Regions from separate parts of the Homo sapiens genome. Here region 2 is linked to region 1. A link is a loop called in an ENCODE intact Hi-C map of the cell type or tissue named here. Cell type or tissue: endothelial cell of umbilical vein. All regions are shown on one strand.

What was found. Hi-C counts contacts between places; a loop is a spot of excess contacts. Peaks named below come from ENCODE experiments on the same cell type or tissue, not always from the same donor. Only the 100,000 strongest peaks of a DNase experiment are listed, where the experiment ranks them.
Region 2: it touches region 1 in a loop (10-fold over the local background); 6 of 110 quality-filtered maps call a loop at or near these places.

What each region holds. Positions count from the first base shown.
Region 1 is chr10:30,389,944-30,394,943 of GRCh38, forward strand. No RefSeq gene overlaps it. Among named protein-coding and RNA genes, the nearest start is that of MIR7162, 24 kb to the left of the region's middle. In endothelial cell of umbilical vein, a CTCF peak has its summit at 2,739 (motif pointing right); a DNase peak (open chromatin) is centred at 2,758; H3K27me3 peaks cover 391 bases.
Region 2 is chr10:30,635,187-30,640,186 of GRCh38, forward strand. No RefSeq gene overlaps it. Among named protein-coding and RNA genes, the nearest start is that of LYZL2, 7.9 kb to the left of the region's middle. In endothelial cell of umbilical vein, a CTCF peak has its summit at 4,952 (motif pointing right); DNase peaks (open chromatin) are centred at 3,085 and 4,975; H3K27ac peaks cover 18 bases; H3K27me3 peaks cover 300 bases.

The sequences.
Region 1 (5,000 bases):
TCTTAACTCTGTGTATCTAGTACTTTGATCAGAATTAAATATAATGTTATAAGTTCTGGAGATCTGTTCTACAGAATGATGACTACAGTTAATAATAATGTATACTTGAAAATTGCTAAGAGAGATTTTTTGCTTTTATTATTATTTTTAATTGACACAAGAATTGTACATATTTTTGGGGTACAGTATAATATTTTTATACAATGTGCAATGATCCAATCAGGGTAATTAGCATCTCCACCACCTCAAACATTTATCTTTTCTTTGTTCTGGGAGCATTCAAAATGCACTCTTCTAGCTATTTGAAAATATATAATAAATTGTCATAAATTATCATCACCCTATAATGCTAAAGAACACTAGAACTACTCCTCCTATTTAGCTGTTTTGTTTTTTTTTCCAGTCCGGGTCTCACTCTGCCCCCCAGGCTAAAGTGCAGTGGTGCAATCACAACTCACTGTAGCCTTGACCTCTCGGGCCCAAGTGATCCTCCCACCTCAGCCTCCAGAGTAGCTGGGACCGCAGGCATGCACCAACATGCCTGGTTAATTTTTTAAATTTTTTAAAGAGATGGGGTCTCCCTATGTTGCACAGGCTGGTCTCAAACTCCTGAGTTCAAGTGATCCTCCCACCTCAGTCTCCTAAAGTGCTAGGATTATAGGTGTGAGCCACCAAACTCAGCCATGTACTCATGTATCTGTTAACCTGTTAGCCAACCTTTGGCTACCCCCTCCCCCTTACCCTTCCTCGCCTCTAGTAAACACTATTCTAAGCCAATAGATCTTAAATATTCTTACCACAATAATAATAATAATAATAAAAGTATGTGAAGTGATGAAAATGTTAATTAACTTGATTTAATCATTTCATAATGTATGCATATATCAAAACATCACATTGAACACTGTAAATATACACAATTTTTATCAATTATACTTTAATAAAGATGGAGGAAGAATTGAATATAACATTAAAACAAAAAACAATTGCAGGCCGAGCGCAGTGGCTCACGCCTGTAATCCCAACACTTTGGGAGGCCGAGGCGGGCGGATCACCTGAGGTCAGGAGTTCAAGACCAGCCTAGCCAACATGGTGAAACCCCATCTCTATGAAAAATGCAAAAATTATCTGGGTGTGGTGGCGCACGTCTGTAATCCTAGCTACTCCGGAGGCTGAGGCAGGAGAATTTGCAGTAAGCCGAGTTTGCGCCACTGCACTCTAACTGGGCAACAGAGTGAGACTCTGTTTAAACACACACACACACACACACACACACACACACACACACAACCATCAACAACAACAACAAAAATTGCAAAACCTAAAGAAAGTCTTTAATCTAGTCCAGACCAGCCTTTTACAGATGAGGTCACTGAAGTGCAAAGAGGTGAACTGACTTGTCTAATCTTACACAGCAAGTCGCCGGCAGAACTTGACCTGAAATCCAAAGCCAAGCATTTTCTATTACCTCCAGGCTTTTCAGTCCAGCCCTCCCGGGGGCTCTGCTTTGGGGATTGGTATTGGTGACAAAGGGAATAGACTGGAACATGCATAGAGCTCTCCATTTAGATTGACATTTTCACACTGTGCCAGGTCGTCGGCAAGAAACAGTGCAAGCTCCAAGATTGCTCGCCCCGACCCTTTTCCTCCTCCCCAACCTCTCTCATAACCAACTTCAGCTAAAAGGTCTGAGAAGAAAAGGGAATCTTAGATGACTCTCACTAGGGTGTAAATGACTCCCACCATGATTTTTATTTTATTGAGTCATAACTCCAAAAGCAGTTTGATAGATAGGATGTCAGGCAGTAGGATGAAGACAGATGGGGAAACTGCCTAGGCTCATGAAGAAGGTGAAGGCACTGAGGCCCTGAGTAATTTCATAAAGAACACCTTAGAAAATGTCCAGCACCGTGGTTTCTTACCTTCACTTAGCACTCACAAGGCCCCACATTCTGACAGATTTTGTTTATCAGACAAATTGCACTCAGTCGGGCTTTTTTCATTTTCCTCAGAGAGTTCTCAGGTTGCACAGAATTGAGATAATCTCCCTGCCTCACCGTCTCCCCCACGAAGACACTCCATGTTTTTGTTTGCAATACAGTCTTTTATGGATCAATGTAAGATTTTCATGGTGTTCTTTGCATTTTGCAAGTATTGCTCAAACTGGAGACCCAAAAAGAGCACTACCTTTAGAGTCAAAGACCCCTAGGTTCCAATTTCAGCTGAGATACTGTGAGCACATCACTAGCCCACTCTGATCCTATATCCCGGTTGTATAATCACCTATTTCCCATCAATTGCGAGGCTGGAGATAAAAGTGCCTACTCTGCCCAGTACACAATAGGAGCTCAGTAAACTTAAGTTCTCTTGCTTACCCACTATCCTAATGTATTAGGGGAAAGACAGAGATGTGGGGAATGGCACCTGGGAGGTTCCAGCTGTATGCTTCACAATGCTACCAATGAAAATTCTGAATTAGGCTTCAGTTTCCTCTCTACAAAATGAGACAGGACAGGAGTGGGTAGGAAGAGGAAGAGCTTGGCTTTGTTGGTTTAAGCTGGGCCCGTCTGATTCCGTAACGCAGGCTTCACTGCGGGGTCCAGCCCATTCCCCACCCAGGGCTTCGGGTGCTCTGAATGTCTTTTGGTCAACTCCAAGGCTGCCCAGGATCAGGGTGGGGAGGCAGGGTGGTGGGTAGTGGGGTAGAGAGAAGCAGTTCCCCCACATAACCTGCAGGTGGCACCAGAGCAACGTGGGAGCCGAGGGTTCCGCTGTAGCCTTCCTGGAGACTCACCCAGGCAGGGCGAGGTAGGGCGAGGCAGAGGTGGTGCACACCGTTCAGCTGGGCAGCGGCCTGAGCGCGCCTGCGGATCAGTCCACACCGTTTGAAATCGACACATGGGTCTTCTGGCTAATTTGCTCTCTTTGGCAGGGTGATCATATGATTTATCATCCAAATCCGGACATTCGGAGAGTGCAAGGGGCACTGTTATAATTGCACCGGGACAGCAGACATAACCTTACGTGTACTTTGCAAACCAGAACATATGGTCACCCCACCCTCTGGTCACTTCTTCTTCCTTGTTTCCATTCTTTCTTTTATTTTTTTTTTCTTTTAAAACACACAGCATTCTTTTCCCCGAGCACCATTGTCTTTGAAAATGCCTTTGCCGGCCGGGCGCGGTGGGTCACGCCTGTAATCCCAGCACTTTGGGAGGCCGAGGCAGGTGGATCACGAGGTCAGGAGTTCAAGACCAGCCTGGCCAAGACGGTGAAACCCCGTCTCTACTAAAAATACAAAAAATTAGCTGGGCATGGTGGTGGGCGCCTGTAATCCCAGCTACTCGGGAGGCTGAGGCAGGGAATTGCTTGAACCCAGGAGGCAAAGGTTGCAGTGAGCCAAGATCGCGCCACTGCACTCCAGCCTGGGCAACAGAGCAAAACTCCGTCTCAAAAAAAAGAAAAAAAGAAAAAAGCCTTTACCTTCGGGATATTTTCGACCATGCAACATCTACTTTTGCATCTTGAGTCTGAACAGTCTCTCTGAAGCCATCCCAAAGGCTGGTTTTAGCTTCCAGACAGAAGACTCTGTTCGCTGGCTTACCATCTCCATGACGCAAGAATTAAAGATGTCTGACGTGGAACAGTGACCCTTCTCTCAACTTTGGTGCCCCTTTGCTAAATTTATTCCTGTAATTTTGTTCTGAGTGCTCATGTCCTTTATCTCTTTTAATTTACGTATATTAGTTTATTGAATTGCAAGTAGACAAGCCCCATTAAGCAAGATTCTTATATTTCCAAGACCATCCCATTACTCCATTCAACCCCGAATTAGCGTGCCATTTATCCCCTTGTTTCTGAACCCTCTTCACTTAATAGTCTCATAAACATCCATCCATTGCAAAAAGGACTCAAACTATTCTCGCTTCCATTTTTAGTTGATTCATTGCTATCCAAGTAATAATTTGTCTGGGGGAGTCATTAGTAGAGAATTGTGCCCTTAAATTTATTTTTATAGTTGGATTCTGCTAGTTAATATCTCTCTCTCTCTCTGTCATTCTCACATTACAACAAATGACTATGTCTTAACCTAAAATCTAGGTTAGAAATTTGATCTTATCTGAATAAGATATTAATAGATAATATGAGATTTTTTTAATTTACTGAAACTTTTCTCAGCTAAAAATGATCGTCACAAATATGTATGTAAGCAATTGGAAAATTGGGATGTAAATATATCAACTCTTAAAATATCATGTTTGGAGACAGGATTTTCCTTTTTTTTTTTCTTTTTTAATAAAGTAAATTTGCTATGGTTGGAATGCTTGTGTGTCCTCCAAAATTCATGTTGAAACTCACACCCCAGTGTGATAGTATTAAGAAGTGGAGTCTTTTTTTTTTTTTTTTGAGATGGAGTCTTGCTCTGTTTACAGGCTGCTGGAGTGCAGTGGCATGATTTCGACTCACTGCAACCTCTGCCTCCCGGGTTCAAGCAATTCCCCTGCCTCAGCCTCCCGAGTAGCTGGGACTACAGGTGTGCCATGCCCAGCTGATTTTTTGTATTTTAGTAGAGACGGGGTTTCACCATGTTGGCCAGGATGGTCTCAATCTCCTGACCTCATGATCTGCCCGCCTTGGCCTCCCAAAGTGTTGGGATTACAGGTAGCGTCTTTAGGAGATAATTAAGTCGTGAGGGAAGAGCCCCCTCATGAATGGGATAGTGACCTTATGAAAGGGCTTGAGGGAGCTGCCTAGCTCGGTTTCCTTCTTTTGCTTTTCTGTCCTTTCCACCATGTTGGGACACAGCATTCCTCATCTCTGGAAGACTCAGCATTTAAAGTGCCATCTTGGAAGCAGAGAGCAGCCCTCACTAGACTACAAATTTGCTGGCACCTTGATCTTGGACTTCCCACCCACCAGAACTGTGAGAAATAAATTTTTGTCCTTTACACATTACCCAGTCTCAGATATTTTGTTATAGCAGCACGAATGGACTAAGA
Region 2 (5,000 bases), 250 kb after region 1:
AATGTTAATTTCTTGGTTTTGACAAACGTGCTGTAGACGTGTAAGATGTTCATGTTAGGGAAACTGGGAAAAGGGTATGTGGGACTCTGGACTCCGCACGACTTTTCTATAAATCTAAAATGATTCCAAAGTAAGTTTAAAAATCTGTTAGCTAGCATACTGTTGATAGCCACTTATCACAGAAAAGGTGAGCGGATTTGAATTGCTTGATTATTGTAAAATAAAAGTGATTAACCTCTACAGTGGCCAATGATTCTAACTACGTTGCCAATGAGAAACCCAGCACACAGGTGCCACAAAGGGTCTTCAAAGTCGCTCCTCTTCTCATGATAAATTATGTGAGGGTTCTGTTGTTTGAAGGTCTCATTTTAATCAAATTAACTGTATTAATTTCACTCTACCAATACAGTCTGATCCTACTTACTTTTCATATAAAATGGGACCACACTGGTGATATTGTGTGCCACCTAAACGGCCACATATCGCAGTAAACTAAAAGAAGCAAATGGATAGATACATTATTCTCCATCCTTTTATCTGGGGACCATAGAAAGTAAGATGAAGACACAAGAGCCAAACAACACAGGGGTAAAATTTCAAGCTCCTAAGCTGACTTACACATTTACCTACATGGAGTCACCAGCTGCAAAGCGGAGACCACGCAGAAACACGAAGCAAATCAAACATAGACTTGGTCAGCTCAGTGACGATGATGGCAGCAGAGGTTTTAAATGCGTGCAGTGTTTTCATTTATTTGTTTATTTTAAAATTTGGGGTAAAGTAGACATTACATAAAATGTACTGTTTTAACCATTTTAAAGTATACAATGAGAGTCATTAAGTACATTCACAGCACACATCCAACGGTTCTCTCTAGTTCCATAACTTTTTCATCTCCCCAAAAGGAAACTCTGTTCCCATTAATTCACTTCCCATTTCCCCTTTTCCCAGCTCTGGTACCCACTGCTCTGTGTTCTGTCTCTATGGATTTACCTGTTCTGGGTATTTCCTATAACTGGGTCTACAATGTTTTTACCAGTGTTTTTCAAAGTGTAGTTCTCACCATCAGCCTGGGAACCTCACCTGAAAAACGTGTTAGAATAAAATTTTCTTGATCTTAGTCTAGGTCTGCAGAATCAGAATTAGGGGTGTGGTGGCCTCTAGGAGTCTGAGATTTGGCATGCTCCCCAGGTGATCCTAATGCCCACTAAAGTGTGAGAAAATCTGAAATAGTTAGTCCTCTCCATCTTCTATTAACCTTGACACCGTGGATGGCCACTTTCCTGTGGGCTCAGCTGGCCAACTTGACAAATGAATTTACGATTGGGAATTAATTACTGAGGTTGACTCAATGTGTAACTTTTCCCAACAGAATGGCAATATGAATTGAGACATCTTCAAATACAGTTTTCAGACTGAAAGCTTTAGCTCTTCAGAGACTAAAATCCCCATGATGTTACCTTAGGACTGAGCTCCCTGTTCCCCAAACCCTGCACCAGGAGGTCTGAGCCACCTTAGGGAATGGACACACCCACTCCTAATCCCCAGAGCAATCTGACTTGCTCTCCAGCTCTAATTTCTGTGGGTGTAGGAGCAGTGGAAGGAGCTTGAATATTTGGGCTCTGAATAATAATTGGTTTCAAATTTGTTAGAAAACAAAAAGTCACTGCCTTAACCCAAATCAATGAACTCCTACTAGTCAGATTTCTGGCACTGTTATAGACCAGTGCGGGAGTCATTATGACATTAGGGTGACAGACAGGGCTGAGTCTAAGACTACTCTAGGGAACTTTGGGGATTGTAGCACATGCCCTAAGTTTCAGGGGTTCCCACAGGTAATGCATCTCTAAGTCAAGTCCATTGGGTAAGTCTGGTCGCTAACTCCTGAGCTCAGGTGAGCCTCCTGCCTCAGGCTCGCAAGTAACTGAGAATGCAGTCATACACCACCACACCTAATTTTTAAAAATATTTTTTTAGAGACGAGGTCTCACTATGTTGGTGGTCTCAGCTGAAGTGATCCCCCTGCACCAGTCTCCTGAATTACTGGAATTACGGCCATGCACCACTGTGCCCAGCTCCTCTTGCCCATTTCTGTTTTTTCTGTGATCCCCTTGCTCATTTTTTAAACATTTTTGTCTTTAGGTTTTTAGCCTGGTTTTATCTTCTTGCTCTACCTACCCTGTCCCTGGTTATCTTCTTGGCTTCTTCATCCCCAAATTTATCTCTGGCTGAGATTTCTCTCCTGAGGTTCAGGCCAACATACACAACTGCCAAGACATCCCCACATGGGGACTGGCAATAAACAGATGTATGTAAAAGACACAAGGAATAATTGTCCCATGCTTAGTGAAGGAGAGGGGAAAGAAAAGAGAGAGAAAAACATCAAACATTTCTCCAATGTTTCAAGCCTCAGCACCACCAATCCAAGAGAAAACCTAAGACAGAAACAAGAAGGAATATGAGTTTCGTTTCAGCCATAGTGAATTTTATATAAAGGTGAGCCTTGAAGGCAAAATTTTTCAGAACTCTTTTAGAGTTGTGGTTCTAAGATTCGGAACAGATAGCAAGACACTAAAAAAACAAACCAAGGAGATGACATTCCTAACCAACAATTTGGCCTAGGTGTTCTGTTCTATATACTATTATCCTTACATCCCTGGAAAACACAGCCAAATCCTTTCTTAGGTTTCAGACATACCTGACTGCCCTTTTCCCTGTGGGTCCATCTTCTAGTGTTAATTATTTTTACCATATTCCAAAGATATGATCAGCTAGCTCATAAAAGGACTATCTATGGCAGTATTCTTAAGACCTGAAGTTTGGGATGACCTATGAGCAAGCCCAGTATGTAGGAAGAAATTGAAGTGAAGAAACCCCTTGGAGGCACGATGGAGAAGCCGTCACATGTTGCTGTCAGTAACATGCCTACAGCAGGCAGCTCCAGGGACAGACAACAGGTGAGAGCAAACACCATATTCAGACCATTGACTTTTCTCCATCCTGTTGATATTCCTTCACCATCAGTAGTGAAGAGAAGAGAAATGCTGCTTGCAGAACTCACATTCTCTGAATAGGTGACTCACGAGCACAATGACTCACAGCTTATGTAGGGTTGCTTGGGTCCAAGTGTAACAGGCATCTGTGGCTGCAGTTCAGGAGCTAGTAGAGACAGAAGTCATACAGCATTGTCACCTCCGCCCTCAGCTCCATTGCCCCTGGCTGAGCTGAGGTTCCAAAACAACCCCCACCCTCTCCAGGTACTGCTTCTCCTTGCCTCCATCGATATGCACAGGAGCTTTCGTACGCAGTCAAGGGAGAATTTATTTTATTTTATTTTATTTTATTTTATTTTATTTTATTTTTTGTTAGAGATAGGGTCTCACTATGTTGCCCAGGCTGGACTGAAACTCCTGGGCCTAAGGAACCCTCCTGCCTCAGCCTCCCAAGTGGCTAGGACTGCAGGCACATGTTCACACAGTTGCAGTGTTTATATACAAAATTTTTGCTAAGATACGTTATTGCATCAGTTTTATAGAGACCTATTAGTTATGAGACTCCCTCACTTTTATAACTGTCAATGTTTTAGCTTATAATATGGGCAAGTGAAACTGCAAAAGCCCTTTTATTTAGCTGACAATAAAGCCTCTTAGTTTGGATTCCCTGGGTTTCGATTCCATGGCCCATAGTCATTTTATTCAACAGGTTCTTCTTGAGGGCACGGGGTGGAAAGTTCTGGACCTGCCTGGGGAGGTCAAGGTGAGAATGACAGATAAGGAACTGAAGAGAGAAAGCAGCAATGCAAAATCACAGGCTTTCCCAGAGTATTTGACATTTCATGCACGTAAATACATTTCACTTCATGTACATTAAAAGAAAAGGCCAGGCCAGGCACGGTGGCTCACGGCTGTAATACCAGCACTTTGGGAGGCTAAGGCAGGTGGATCAGGAGTTTGAGGTCAGCTTGGCCAACACGGTGAAACCTCGTCTCTACTAAAAATATGAAAAATTAGCTGGGTGTGGTGGCACGTGCCTTTAATCCCAGCTACTTGGGAAGCTGGGGTAGGATAATTGCTTGAACCCGGGAGGCAGAGGTTGCAGTGAGCTGAGATCGTGCCCCTGCACTCCAGCCTAGGTGACAGAGCAAGACTCCATCTCCAAAAAATAAAAATAAAAATGAAAAAAAAAATGAAAAGGCCAGTGAGTATGTGAAACATTATTTTTTAATTGCTAAAACATTATTCTTTATTGCTAAAAGCTAAGTCCATGTGGGCAGGGAGTTTGTCTCTGTATCCACAGCCCCAGAACCAGGCTTGGCATATTAGATGCTTCATAAATATTTGTTGAGTGAATAAATGAAATAATTTGCTAACAGTTAATTTATTGCATATCTTGGAGATATTAAAGCTACTTTAAACAGAAATTCCTTGCTTCACAATTTGCAGTTGCAAAAATGTGGAAGCAACCCAAATATCCATCAATCAAGGAATGGTAAAGAAACTGTGGTGTATATATGTGATGGAATACTACTCAGCCATAGAAAGGAATGAATTAATGGCATTCGCAGCAACCTGGATGGGATTGGAGACTATTATTCTAGGTGAAGTAACTCAGGAATGGAAAACCAAACATCGTATGTTCTCACTTAAAGGGGAAGCTAAGCTACAAGGGTGCAAAGGCATAAGAATGACACAATGGACTTTGGGGGCTCAGGGGGAAAGGGTGGGAAGGGGGTGAGGGATAAAATCAGGTTCAGTGTATATTGTTCGGGTGATGGGTGCACCAAAATCTCACAAATCACCACTGAAGAACTTACTCATGTAACCAAATACCACCTGTTCCCCAAAAACCTATGGGGAAAAAAAAAGTCCTAGCTTCAGGTTTTCTATTTGTAAGAGTGTTTTGTAAAACTGGCTTTGGGAAGTGCATCAATTCTTTTCTGCCACCAGAGGGAGACAGAGTGCATTCAGGAATCAAGTTTTTAAGGCGCTATTTTTCAAAGA